Regions from separate parts of the Homo sapiens genome. Here region 1 is linked to region 2. A link is a contact called in ENCODE Hi-C or POLR2A ChIA-PET data. All regions are on one chromosome and are shown on one strand. Each heading gives the region's core, a stretch centred on a gene start or an enhancer-like site at or near the end of the contact. The rest is flanking DNA. Distances are from core to core; before and after follow the strand shown. Region 1 holds the start of TSHZ3 (teashirt zinc finger homeobox 3). Region 2 holds the start of URI1 (URI1 prefoldin like chaperone).

Region 1 (2,700 bases), core at 184-2,683, 1.4 Mb after region 2:
GAGAAGTAAAAGAAAGGAAGAGAAAAGAAAAGAAAGGAAGCCCCACTTAACCCTCCCCTTCAGGGAGCATCTGAACCTCTGCACATCTGAGTGTTACTCATATCAAAATACATCACGTCCATATGTGGTCCTCTCGGCAATCCGCCCCAAATCCCAAAGTTGCACTGACAGGGCCCTCCTGACGTCACAGAGCTTGGCCTCACTATTGCAAGTGATTTATTGATGTTTATTGGGAATGAATAGATCAAAGGCAGCAGCATGACGGGCGATCAATCAGTCATCAAATCAAGGATGGCAACGGGCCAGAAACCCTTCTTCCAGGCAACATGCCCCCAACCGACATTATTGCAAAATAATGTTATGTGTGTGGTTTTTGTTTTGTTTTCAATGATGCGTTTTCCAGAAAAGAAAAGAAAAAAATCGGCTCAGTCTTAACAGGAGTTGACACTCCCGGTTAAAGAAGAAGAAAAAAAAAAAAAAAGGAGGAACAAAAAAGTACTCAGACACGTCCCAGAACTAAGTGCTATGCGGAGATGAGGGTGGGAGCAGCAGTACAAGGAGGGGGTGGGGGCGAGGAAACACAAACAGGGGAGAAGGAAACGCCAGCATCTAACATGGACTTGACAGTCATCTGACAATACCCAGACCCTGTGCGCTCCGGGTTCCACCGCTGTGCCCAGTTTGGGCCCAAGAAATGAGGAATCAATCGTGTTAGTACTAAGGTGGCCGAGGGGACCGGCTCGCTCACTCGTTCGCGCTCCCTGGCTCGGCGGACACCAGGCAGTCCCCCGGCGGTCGGCCGCTCGGAGGACGCGGAAGATGTCCCGGGGAACTCAGGTGACCCCGCCCGCCACCCACAGAAAGAGCCAGGCCGGGGTTGCTTCCCATTCCCTCTGCAGCCGGAGAGCTGAGGAGGTAGGGACCTGGCGCGGCTCAGCGCGCTCCGCGAGCGGCTCCCCAAATGGGTGCGAGAGGGAAGAGGGCAGAGCGCGGCGGGGCGTCCGGGGGGCGCCCGGTACCCGAGGCGGGCGCACGCACCCAAACAGGAGAGCGGCGCCCGGAGTTACTCAGTGCGGGCAGAAGAGCGGGGCGAGGAGCGGGGTCGCGCCCGCTGGAGGCGCGGGGCGAGCGGAGGAAGAGGAGGAGGAGAGCAGAAGGAAGGGGAAGCGGCTCGTACCTGCTGCGCGCCGGGGCGCCTGCTGCTTCCTCCTCGGCATGATGCTTCTCCGGCGACTGCCACTGCCGCCGCCGCCGCCGCTGCCGGGCTGAGGACAGGGAGGGAGGGGGCGGCGGGCCCGCGGGGGGGCGAGGCGGGCCTGCTCTCAGCCTCCCCCCCGGAGAGCGGCCGCCCGCAGGATGCTGCTGCGCCCAGGCTCTCCGCGTCCCCCCCGCGCCGCGCTCCGCCGCGAACCCCGAACGTGCGGAGGGAAGAAGGAGGGCGGGCGAGGGAGGCTCGGGGAGGGAGGAGCACGGGGGGGAGGAGGAGGCAGAGGAGGAGGAGGTGGAGGAGGAGGAGGAGGACCGCGCTGCCGGCGGAATGGGAAGTTTGACAAATCGCTCCAGAGGCCAGAGGAGGAGGGGGCGGGGAGGAGCGGCGGCCCTGCCCCCCCCCGCCCCGTCCCCAGACGAGGTGCGCGGGGTTCGGGGCTGGGGGGCGGGGAGAGGGCGGGCAGAGCGGTGGGAGGAGGAGCGCGGGAGCGGCCCGGACCGGTACTGCCCCGGCCCCCGCCCCTAGGCCGGGGGTCACGGCATCCGGGGGGACGCGCAGCCGCCGCCGCGGCCCGGGGCTCGGCGGTCCAGTCTTCTGCCCGTGGCGCGGCTGGAGCGGCGGCGTCGGCAACAGGCAAGCTTAAAGGAAAAGGAGATGATCGTGTCAATCGCCCGCCCGCGGGGGCGCCGCGCCCCCGCCCCCGGCCCCAGGCCCGCGTGGGACCCCCGCCCCGCCAGCGAAAGGGGTGCCGCCCCTCCGCCTCCGCCCCGTGCGCACACGCGGGGGCGCGGCGCCAGCCCCGCCGAGCCCGTCCCGGGGCGCTCGTTACCCCCCACCCCTATTCCCACCCAGCGTTCGTCCCCAGCCACCCCCCAGCTGCCCCACCCGGCTCGCACTCCTCTCCACCCGCCGACTCCGGAGCCCCCAGCGTGGTCCCCGGGCCGGGGCTGGCGTCCCCCGGGGAAGCCAGAGCCCACGGGCAGGCCCCCTCCAGGGAGGAGGCGGGCGCGGGCCGGGGCGGGTGGGGGCAGCCCTCAGACCCCGCGCCACCCAGCTCCTCCCCCAGGACCCGCCGTAGCCACTTCCCCCAATTTTTTTTCCCCGGACAAACTTTCCTGGGCCCGTCCCGGGGGTCGGTGTGGGAGGGGGTTCCTTCAAGTTTCCTCTCCTGACTTTGGGATGATCAGGGTCCCTCCACCCCGCCCCTCGCCCCCGGGAGCCGGGCCGCGCCCCCCATCCACGGCGCGGGCCGATCCTAGGGCGGGACGGGGGCGGGAGAAGGAAACCGGGCTCCCCTGCCCATCCCCCGCCAGGGGCTCCCCCCGAGAGCCTAGGGGGCCGCCGCGCCGTGTCCCGCGCCCGGCCTGCCGGGGCTGCTGGACTAGAGGGATTGATTATTGATTGGTGATCGGGGTCGCTGAGGCTCCGGGCCGGCCCGGCCGACTGGCCGCGGCAAGAAGGAGCTGGCTGGGCGGCGTGGGCGGCGGGGC
Region 2 (2,700 bases), core at 188-2,687:
AAGCCCCTAAACGAGGGGAAGTGGGGTGGGCAGCAGCCGATCTCCATTACAAGGGACAAGAGTAGGGGCAGCAAGGCCAGATCAATGGTTGCTGAGGTGGCTGGGGATGGAGAGAGGATGGTGGTGGTAGAAGAGATGGTAACAATGGTCAGGTCCTGGCTGTTCCAGAGGTGATGATGGTTGGATATGCAGTGAGGAAAAGACAGGAATGAACATTTATCTTTTCCCAAGTTGTCCTTGCTTTCTTCCTTTGAAGCCATAAAAAGGAAAAAAAGGGTGGATCTGGACTTGGGAGCTGGGCAGGAGTGAGGGAAGAGAAGCAGAGCAAGCAGGCACACCAGGCTGTGACTCTGCAGGCATCTCTCTGCCTAGACTTGTCTGTATGATGTGGAACGAACACGACCCATCTTTACTGCTAGCGACTGCAGCAGATAAGGCAAGGCCACTTTCACGCAGTTAGGTTAATAGGAGGCTGTACAAAGGGCTGTAGGAGGAAGTGGGCACAGGAGTTCTAAAATAATTGGAACGGCCAGGTGTGGTAGCTCACACCTGTAATCCTAGCACTTCAGGGAATCCAAGACAGGAGGTTAGCTAAGACAGGAGGCTCGCTTAATGTCAAGACCAGCCTGGGCAACATAGGGAGACCCCGCCTCTACAAAAAATAGAAAAATTAACAGGATGTGTTGGTGCGGGCCAGTGGTCCCAGCTACTCCTGAGGCTGAGGTGGGAAGATCGCTTGAGTCTAGGAGTTTGAGGCTGCAGTGAGAAATGATGGCACTACTGCACTCCAGCCCGGGCGACAGACCAAGACTCAGTCTCTTAAAAAAAAAAAAAAAAAAAAGAAAAGTGGGGGCAAAGTTATCCTTGGAAAATTTCTTAGTCCATTCATAGCAGCATATTAAAATTAGTACAGTAGCTTAATTTATATAAGAGAAAATACAATGTGTACAGTAATTAATGAACATGCAAAATATAATTGTATATTTCAACTCACTAAAAAGGCACAGAAAGAGTTGAATTTGCTAAAATTAAATGTGCTTATGAAACAGCTCTAGTACATGAATTAAGCTCCTAGATACAGATGCAGCGCCAAACGACGGGGAGGGAGATGGGGCACTCAAGGCGACACGCGGCTCTTGTTGCCGAGCGTTTCCTGGGCGTGGAGCTTCTATAGAATGTAAGCTTTTTTTTTTTAAGGTTCCAAAGCCTATATTTAGTGCTTTCATATACGTAATCTCAAAAAAAAAAAAAGAAAGAAATATCGGCATAAAATGTAAGCTTCCAGAGGGATACAAACGCAGCCCAGCGCGGACACCGCCAGCCCCAGCCACGCGGTTCGCATCAAGCGCACTCCCCTGGGGGCGGGGCCTGCGCGAGCTGGGCGTGTCGGGGGCGGGGCCTGCGCGCTTGCTTCCGGCGTGCCGCGAGAGGCGGGGCGTGTGGGGAGGCGCGGCCGCCACGCGACGCCTGGCTGGGCCCGCACCGGAGAGGCGTCTCGGTACCTGGCAGGCGGCCTGCTACTCGGAGCCCGCTGCGGGGCGGCGGCGGCGGGGACATGCACGTGTGAGATGCGGCAGCGGGCGGCGCGGACGCGAACAGCAGCGGCGGCGGCGGGCGCGGCCTCCTGGGCGCGGGGCGCGCGGTGCCTGAGGGCGGGCGCGCGGGCGCTGGGCAACTGCCGGCCGCGCCGCCTGCGCAGGCGCTGGTTCAGGACTCACACGCCGCGCTGAGGCCCGCGGGCCCGTCATGGAGGCGCCCACCGTGGAGACGCCCCCCGACCCCTCGCCCCCTTCGGCCCCGGCCCCTGCCCTGGTTCCGTTGCGCGCCCCGGATGTGGCGCGGCTGCGCGAGGAGCAGGAAAAGGTAACTAGCAGCCCCGCGCCGCTTCCGCCTCCGCCCGCCGGGCTGCCCCTGCCTGTGCTCTGGGCCGCCGCCCCGCGTGGCCTAGGCCCAGCTGCCCGGGCCCCCGGAGGGAACGGGGATAAACTTTTGTCACGTGCTTCTGTTGTCTTTGTCTGCAGCCCTTTGACTTCGCAGCGGAGTGAGGGGTGTGCAGCCCGTTCGCCTGCCCAGGAAAGGGGGCTTCTGAGCTGAAGGCGTGCGGCAGCGCGTGGGAATTTGGGGGCGGGGGCAGCACGCTGTCAACGGAAGCGTTCGCCTTAATATTTGTAGCTTGTAATGACCTAAACATTGCTTAAAATGTGTACTGTTTGTTGCTCTTTGATTGCACGGAAAAGTTTTACCGCGTTTGTCATGATAATGCTTCCTGTGCAATATTTGGTTATTTAATATTTGTCACAATATAATGCCATTTAAACATTAAAAAAAAAAGAGAGTCTCACTATGTTGCCCAGGCTAATCTCGAACTTCTGGCCTCAAGCGATCCTCCCCCTCCTACCCTTCCCCACCTCGCCTCCCAAAGTGTTGGGATTATAGGCCTGAGTCACCGCACCCGGCTCATTTTTACAAATTTTAATTTCATCGTATAATAAATGAGTTTTAAACTACTGGTGAAAAGGGTACAAAGTTTTGTGTTTCCTAGTGGGACTTTATATAAAGAAGTATTCCCAATTTAAGAAATAGTTTTATTGTTAAATCTGATTTTTCTGTGGATTCTGTGGTCTTTCAGATTGATTCTGTCCCCTCAAGTGTCTTGAAATTGTTACTTTGAAAAGCAGTATTTAATTTGCTTAAAATATT

The links. A loop is a pair of places that touch in the nucleus more often than their neighbours do. ChIA-PET counts read pairs that join two places held with the same protein, here RNA polymerase II (POLR2A). Pooled maps may share reads with other maps.
Region 1: a loop to region 2 is called in a map of ascending aorta, with 4 times the contacts of the local background. The contact joins the promoter of TSHZ3 here to the promoter of URI1 in region 2. A Hi-C loop is called at or near these places in 1 of 168 maps with a recorded cell type or tissue (ascending aorta) and 10 of 50 pooled maps. POLR2A ChIA-PET finds 5 or more read pairs at or near these places in 1 of 52 experiments (activated naive CD4-positive, alpha-beta T cell).

Annotation. Positions count from the first base shown.
Region 1 is chr19:31,348,003-31,350,702 of GRCh38, forward strand. It overlaps TSHZ3 (teashirt zinc finger homeobox 3), which reads right to left and starts at 1,434. Exons shown (of 2, transcript NM_020856.4): 1 at 1,178-1,434. The coding sequence starts at 1,217. TSHZ3-AS1 (TSHZ3 antisense RNA 1) reads left to right here. Exons shown (of 3, transcript XR_002958388.2): 1 at 1-915.
Region 2 is chr19:29,940,802-29,943,501 of GRCh38, forward strand. URI1 (URI1 prefoldin like chaperone) reads left to right here and starts at 1,438. Exons shown (of 11, transcript NM_003796.3): 1 at 1,438-1,863. The coding sequence starts at 1,747. RefSeq lists an enhancer at 1,184-1,273 and a silencer at 1,294-1,963.